Regions from separate parts of the Homo sapiens genome. Here region 2 is linked to region 1. A link is a contact called in ENCODE Hi-C or POLR2A ChIA-PET data. All regions are on one chromosome and are shown on one strand. Each heading gives the region's core, a stretch centred on a gene start or an enhancer-like site at or near the end of the contact. The rest is flanking DNA. Distances are from core to core; before and after follow the strand shown.

Region 1 (4,167 bases), core at 1,107-3,606:
AGTTACAGAAGATATAAAGATTAAGAAAACTAGGCAATCACCAAAGTGCAAGAAAAATAAAATACCACTTTGTGTTACCTAAATTTATTTTCTCCTTCTTGACTATGGCACAATGGATGTAAACCTTCTTGATGACCTCAGGAAAAAAGTATTTTAGGGCCATGCTTCAGAATGTTAAGGCCATTAATACAAGTCCTCAAAACAAACTCACCAGAAACACTCCCTTGTATATTTACACTATTTAAGCATTTCAGATAGAATAAGCATCCTACCTCGGCCACCTGTGTCTTATTAACCACCTCACTGTTTTCCTCCTACTGTATTAGAGAAAAAATACCTCTGACATTATTCCAAGTTAACTTGTGGAATTGGAAATAGTTTTATTTCCAATTTGATAATTAGACAAATCAGTGCTCAAACATACTTTAAAAGTTATTAGAAAAATACAAGCATTAACTACAGCTTACTAATTTTTAAGATGCACATTGTATAATCAAAACCAAGGATGTAAAACTATATTATGGCCATATTAATGGGAAAAAAAAAGAATACAAAGTGAAAATGAACCCTTTGATCCTTCTTGAAGACTATCTATGACATGACAAGCTTGATTAATTTAACTGCCCTCTTGGAATCTCCACCACTATCATGCAGGGGCTGGCCTGTCAATGATAGGAATATTTTTACATTGTGACACATTATCATAAATTTAATATTTTAGTTACTTTGGTTAATGGGAAAGTAATGATGTTAAAAAAATCTTTCTAAAATATAAAAGTCTACATTCTTCGGTAAATACAGTGTATTAGATATAATTAACTCTCTGTTCAAAGATTCAGGATATTTAATTGCCTCAGGTTTTTTTTTTAATAAATTTCACTTTTCATTTGAAATCTTTTAGCCATAAATAATGCAGGTGTTTAAGAATTGAGACTGAATCTGGCCGGGTGCAGTGGCTCATGCCTGTAATCCCAGCACTTTGGGAGGCCGAGGCGGGCATATCAGGAGGTCAGGAGATCAGGAGATCGAGACCATCCTGGCTAACACAGTGAAACCCCATCTCTACTAAAAAAATATTTAAAAATTAGCCAGGCATGGTGGCAGGCGCCTGTAGTCCCAGCTACTCGGGAGGCTGAGGCAGGAGAATGGCATGAACCCGGAAGTTGGAGGTTGAAGTGAGCCGAGAATGCGCCACTGCACTCCAGCGTGGGCAAGAGCAAGACTACGTTTCAAAAAAAAAAAAAAAAAAAAAAGAATTGAGACCGAATCTACCCCCAGATTAGATCCTTAAGTTGGTTTCTTTAACCCGTTTTTGTAAAAACAAAACATCGACCTATTTCAATGGATATGCATAACTTAGTTTCCCCTTTTAAACTATCTAGTTAAAACACCTGTTGGGTATATCAGTTAATAATGGTGTTGTAGTTATTAATTCTTGCAACATAAGATATAATTGTTCATTAATTTATTCAACAGATATTTACTTAGTGTCTACTTTTGACCAGGCCCTTTCTCCCTAATAGAGGGAAAAATACCATTTAATTGCATAACTGCAAATGCACACATGAAATAACATAAGGAAAGAAGCATAACAGAGGACTGAGAGGCAGTATAGAAGGAGACGACACCCAGCATGGCCACGTACTAGCAGTATGTCTTGGGCAAATTCCTTATCTATCAAAAACTCAATTTCCTGCTTTGTAACATGAGATTAATACTACCTGCCACCTTAGTTCTAGAAAACTGAAGGAAATAGCGTATACTAAAAAACTGAAAAGAGGCCGTGAAAGGAGAACAAAGTGAAAAAATTAAAAATAAACATGTCAACTTCATATTCTTGCTTGTGCCCTTTAATAGCTGAAGGGCCATGTACTAACAGCTCTGAACTTGAAATTCAGATGCCTCCCTATACAAGTTCAAATCACACCCCCTAGCATTTATCCCTCCCGTAAATAATGTTTCCTTGGTTTCTTTTGCCACGAAACTCCTCAAGGGCAGGATCCATGTATGATACATGTTTGGATCCACACAACCTTTGACACAGTCTGTAGCAGACAATAGGTAATATTTATTAAATAAATCTGCACTTAGGCAGTTTGAAAGTTAGAGGCAGATGTATTTTTTTCATGTAGAAATGCAGCCACTTGGTGGGGAACACTACTGAGCCTTTTCATTCATGATGATGCTTCATTGAGGCATTTATTCCACTGGGGGTGGGAGCACCCCAGGAATGAGGACTTTGCAATTAGAGAAAGAGAAGGGAAGAACTGAGACATCTTGTGGCATTTGATAGTAGGCATACCACATGTGAAAGCAGTTTATAGCTGACTGACATCACAACCAGGAGAGAACAAGTCATGTTAATGAGAACTCTATTGGTTTGTGGTTTTGTGTGTAATTTTTTTTTTTTGGCTTTGTGGTTATCTAGAAGTGAGAAACATTTTTCTACTTAATTATATGTTTTCATAGTTTTGTATATTGAAGTGATTTTGCAATACATTTAAATCAATATTAGGAATCCATAAGAACTGTTTTATTAGGGATCCAGATATTACTCAACTTTGAAAAAAGTTCTCCCAAACTCTGCTCATGAACATGCCTGGGCAGGACTGGAAACAGGTAAGGGTGGAAGGGCACTCCCTGAAAGAGGAACATAAGCAAGGATATCAAGATGGGAAAGCAGGGGAAGTTCTCATACTGTGGCAAGGGAGAAGCATGGGAAATATGGAAATGCAGGGTGGAAGCCAAACCACAGAGGCTCCTGAATTCCATGCTAATGAAGAGAACAATATTCTGTAAATAAACAGAGCTACTGACGACTTCTGGCCAGTTACTGATACCATCAAAGCTGTCATTCTGGAGGACTGATATAGACTGAAGGGTGGGAAGCACATAGGGAGGAAGACCAGGTAGGAGGACATTACAAAAGAATAACTTGTGTAAAAATGGAAAAACGGCGGATGATGGATGGACAATGCAATGCAATAAGGAGTAAATAAGGCTTGGGAAATAACCGGATGTGAAATCACAGAAAAACATGCCAAAATTGAGATGAATTAGCCTACAATAACAAAAGTTCTGTTTATTTACGAAATATTTCAGTCACATAAAAATATCTAGAAAATAAGATAATAAACATCTGTGTGTCCAGCATCCAGCTTGAGAATTAAAACACTGCAGTACCCTGGATGCATCCTCCTGATCCACTTCCCTCTCCGCCTCCTCAGAAGTAACCAGCACTCTGAATTTGATGTTTATCCTCTCCCTGCATTTATTTACAGTTTTCCTTTATGTGTTTGTACCTATAAACATATGGCATAGTTCTGAGGATATTTTAACTTTATACGAATGTGTCATAAAGCATATCACTTTACAAAGTGCATATTTAACTTAGCATTGTTATTGAGATTTATCAAACATTCACTATCTCCGTATAGCACTTCATTTCTATAGTTCTAACATAGTATTTCACTTTCAGTATATACCCTCATTTATTTATTCATTCCTGCTCACATATTTATTCACTCTTGATGATTAATAATTTAGTTCTTTTGAAATTTTGCTATTACTAACAATGTTGTAGTAAATATTTTTCCTGGTACATGTACACCACTTTCTCTGGAATCTATACCTAGGAATGGGATTATCGATTCAAAGGTATGTAACCTTTACTAAGTATTGATAAAGCTTTACCCAAAATTGTTTTACCAATTGATGCTCCCAACCAACAGTACATTAAAGCTGTCAAGTCAACATTTGGTATTGTCCGGTTCTGATGGCATCTCATTGTAATCTGCACTTCCATGAAAACAGGTGGTATATAGATGGTATGCTGTTTGGTCCCACTTTGTTAGGGTATGTAGGTTTTCAATGCTAACGTGAATTAATCAATCTTGTCTATTGTAGTTTCCTTTTTTCTTCTCATTTAACAAATTCTTCTCTACTTTAGTTTGTATATCCTGAAGGCATATAAAATTATGTAAATTTTAAAAATGCCTTGTTAAAACCACTCAAGGAATAGTTACATGGGCCAACAATTTAAGGCTTTCTAAATCCTCTCATTAACATGAAGCAAAACAATCTATCTAGGTGAAAAAATAACAAAATCAAAAAGTACATGGGAAAGCGGGAATATACAAACATGTAAAGTATTACAAGACAGGTTCT
Region 2 (4,167 bases), core at 1,033-3,532, 73 kb after region 1:
TATCTGTGTGAGCATCATGATTTTACCATTGTGTGAAAATTATCTGTTAACAAGGACAAGGAAAGATGTTTATTTTCCTTTAGACATAAGGGAGAGAAAAAGAGTAAGTTTATAAATTTGTGTTTTACCATGTTTGAAATTATATTTTGTAATAAAGATTGTATTATTGACTGAAACATATATAAAAATGTTGAGTAGTTTTCTCAAATCCATATTGCCTTTGGAGCCCTGTTGTAGTAAAAAAATTTATACTGTGGCTCATCTGTTAACTAAAATTCCAAAAGACTGTGCAAAAATTAACCATAGGTAGCATCTTACATTTTTTCTACAGAAAAAAATTTCCACAGTAACTAAGGAAAAAAAAAAGTGTGGCACAGATTTTGACAAAAGCTCTTTAAGTAAAATTTAAAATATTTTCAATAAAATATGATTAGTATATTTTAGTTCCAAATAAAATACGCTCCTTTTCTCATATAAACATTTTATGGATGGTGCAAGTGTGTGCGTGCCCATGTGTGCAGAGAGAGTGCGTGGGGAGACATTTTAAAAATCACTGCCTTTCAAAAACACATGCTTTAGCTTCTACGGTGTCTTTAATGAACACTTTTGAGATGGATTAAACATTTCCTTATGACTGTAATGCTGCAAATATGAAAAAGAAATGTTACAACTGGGTATGTCAGGGAGGGAAAAAAGTAGCAATAGGTGTTGCTATCAGAAATTTGTTTACCTGTGTACCTTGGAAAACGTTCAATGGCTGACTAAAATTTCTAAATATTGCTAAATATTTCTAGTAAATGTATGCTTTTAGCAGGCTACATCAATTAAGAGATCTGGAGGCATTGGTTGAGATAGTAAATATTGACAATAATCTACAGTGAGTTTTATCATTAACTATGCCACTAGGAGGACCCTCATCAAACTCTTTCATTCTCCCAAGATATGTCTATTAGTCAGTTGTCCAGAGAAACACAGCCAATAGGATATATCTCCTATATTCCATATATATATATCCTATATATTCCATATATATATGGAATTGACTCTTGCTATTATGGGGGCTAACAAGTCCCAAGATTTGCAGTTGGCAAGCTAGAGACCCAGGAGAGTTGATGGTGTAGTTCTTATTTGAAGGCTCCAGAAGAGCCGATGTTTCAGTTTGAGTCCAGAGGCCTCAACCCATATAATATAGCGTGCTTGGAACTTTTTATAAATCGAGTCAGTTAATTCTCATAATAATTCTATTTGGTAGGCTTTGTGATTCCCAGTTTAAGGATAAAAAAAATTGCTTAAGAACCATAGTTGCAATTGGTACCCTGGTTTGTTTCATTTCAGATGCACTATGTTCTTCCTACTTTACCACGACTCTCACAGTATCTATGGATTCTGCCTTCTCTATCATTGTCTTTCCCTTTTTCAAAACATCAAATATGAAAATCATGGACAAGCTAAGTATTTTAATGTGTATATTATTTTTTCTATGTTTCATAAACATTCAAAGTATTCTTTAATTTGGAATATTTAACATATGAATGTATGCTATCTTCAGATTTGTGTGTGGGGGGGAGTGTATGTGTGTGTGTGTATGTGTGTGTGTACATATGTGTATATATATCTGTATATATATACATTTTTTATAAACTCAGTTGTTGTGAATACTTTCTAGAATCTGGTCACCACTAGATTAACCAGTGAAATTAAGATTTTTTGACTTACAAAATTGAGGAACAGAACTTGTATCCATGGTGACTTCACGAATATGCCGACACCTGGCAAAGCTCACTGGGAAACATCTTGTCAGCCTCTTTCAGAAATGCATATGAAAAGAGAAACAGGATAATGAGAAATTCATTGAAAAGCAACTCATGAGTAATAGAAAATTTAAAAAGTACAACTGAACTCATATTTATATCCCATGTGCCAGTCACTGTGGAAGCAACGATGACAGAAATATGATCCTTGCCCTCAAAGAGCTAATATTTTTATAGGGAGAGATAACATATATATAAAAATCACAATGAACATTAAAAGTGATGGGCACTGTAAATAAAAACACAAGGCAAAAATGTTCTTCAGGGGAGAAATTTGAGTCAGGGCTTGAGTAAAGGTAATATTTCTGAGGGAACATGGGTAGGTGGGGCAGTGAGAAATAATGTGAATAAGTCCCCTGTGGTGGAGGTGAGTAATTGAGGGATGTCCCATGGGAGGGTTGCACCCCCCACTACCAGCCCTCCCACTGACTGGTAGGTTTAAGAGTTTGAAGTAATTTGACCTTCATATGGTTAATTCCAATAGATGAATTTTAGTTATTTTCTCCGATGTGTCAGCAGACATTGAGACTTAATCACTTCCTGCATTTAGAAAGGCTTCCTTCCTTTAGCTTCTTTGACTCTTCTGTCTCCGAAAATTATTATCTTCAACAGCTGCCCTCAAATTTACACGTCTATCACATGTCTCCTCCAAGCTCCATTTGTCTCCTCTAAGTGGTTCCATAGGCAGATAAAAGTTTTTCTACCTGAAACTGAAAGTAAACATGTTCTTTCTCCTCCTCCTCCATTGCAAGCCTGGAATCGCTCCAGTTCTTTTTCAAAGCAAATAGCATAATCATCTAACTAGTTGCTAAAATCAGCAATTCAAGAGTCATCCTTGATACCTCCCTCTCCCAGATAACACCAGATCCAGTGCATCCAAACTCGTGTCAATTTTACCTCCCAGCTATCTCTCAAATCCACCTCTTCTCTATCCCTCCCTCACTGTTCTTTAGCTAGGCTGGCTTATTTTGGTTTCTAGAATGTACTTTGCTTCTTTTTGCTTTGATGAATTTGCATATGCAGTGTTTATTATTTGGAATCTTCTATCCCAACCATCCCACCATTAAAAACCATTATTGTTTTCAGACCACAGCTCAAATACAACTTTCTTTCTTTTTTTTTTTTTTTTTTCTGAGATGGAGTTTCAGTCTCATTGCCCAGGCTGGAGTGCAATGGCTCTATCTGGGCTCACTGCAACCTCCGCCCCTGGGTTCAAGTGATTCTCCTGCCTCAGCCTCTCAAGTAGCTGGGATTACAGGCATGCGCCACCATGCCCAGCTAATTTTGTATTTTTGGTAGAGATGGTGTTTCTCCATGTTTGTCAGGCTGGTCTCGAACTCCCGACCTCAGCCTCAGCCTCCCAAAGTGCTGGGATTACAGGCGTGAGCCACCATGCCCAAATACAACTTTCTTGATGATGACTTTTTCATCCTCCAGATTAGAACTTTTCTCTTGGTTATATCTTCTCATAACTCCTGTAGTTCTCCTTTGCATCTGTATCGCAATTATACTTACAAGGTTAATTTTGTAATTATTTATCAAATTAGTTTATTAGTCACCACTAGGCTATAAATTACATGAGGGCGAGAACTGGCTGTCTTGTCCTAATGCGTAATATAAGTTAAATATATACTTGATGAATGAATGGCAGAATGAATAAACTAGAGGCAAGGAGGTTGGAAAAGAGGCAGTAATTTAGGCTTGTATTAATGCAGAAGTAGGTAGGCTGGAATAGATGGAAAAGTTTTGAGGTTAAAAATGCATAACACAAACTTAGCAACTACAGAATAGTTTTGAGGAATGGTTTAAGAAAATAAGATGTGTTTACTTTTTGGATGCAGGGATTTAGGCGAAGGGAGAATCAAGGAGGACTCCTAAGTTTCAAGGTTGGTTGTTCATTGACTGTTTAATGTGAGAAGTGCTCAGGGCTGAGACCAGAGGCCAGGGAATATCAACAGGAAGGGGTTGAGGGCAGCAGCAGAGGAGAACCGACACACACACACATACACACGTACACATATACATCTATTTTTTTAATCTACTCACCTATCTGTAGATCTAGTGCATGAGATAACACTGATATCTCCAATTCCTATCTAACACTACAGGATTAATTCTAGCTTTTTCCCTTTTCCTATTGGTACCTCTTTTCATTGACAGTAAGAAACCTAGCTCTCATTACACTTAATGTATTTACTAATTTTATCAATATTCTTGTATGTAACTAATGTCCTGTTACCGTCACCATTTTTTCTTACACAGATAACTTTCTTTTTCTACAAGGGATATGATACTTTTTAACAGGCAGATAGCTGCACGGACATCCTCCTGGCCCCTCTAAGGCTCTGACACCCTG

What was found. Hi-C counts contacts between places; a loop is a spot of excess contacts on that map. ChIA-PET counts read pairs that join two places held with the same protein, here RNA polymerase II (POLR2A). Pooled maps may share reads with other maps.
Region 2: a pooled map shows a loop between it and region 1 (7-fold over the local background). The contact joins two enhancer-like sites. A Hi-C loop is called at or near these places in 1 of 168 maps with a recorded cell type or tissue (DLD1) and 5 of 50 pooled maps. POLR2A ChIA-PET finds 5 or more read pairs at or near these places in 2 of 52 experiments (MCF 10A and activated CD4-positive, alpha-beta T cell).

The regions. Positions count from the first base shown.
Region 1 is chr7:80,149,645-80,153,811 of GRCh38, reverse strand. The region is part of intron 1 of GNAI1 (G protein subunit alpha i1); the gene reads right to left. Among named protein-coding and RNA genes, the nearest start is that of GNAI1, 17 kb to the right of the region's middle. Within about 2 kb of position 2,356, at least 2 of the 41 ENCODE cell types and tissues checked have a DNase peak (open chromatin) inside an H3K27ac peak, as active enhancers do.
Region 2 is chr7:80,076,691-80,080,857 of GRCh38, reverse strand. No RefSeq gene overlaps it. Among named protein-coding and RNA genes, the nearest start is that of GNAI1, 56 kb to the left of the region's middle. Within about 2 kb of position 2,282, at least 2 of the 41 ENCODE cell types and tissues checked have a DNase peak (open chromatin) inside an H3K27ac peak, as active enhancers do.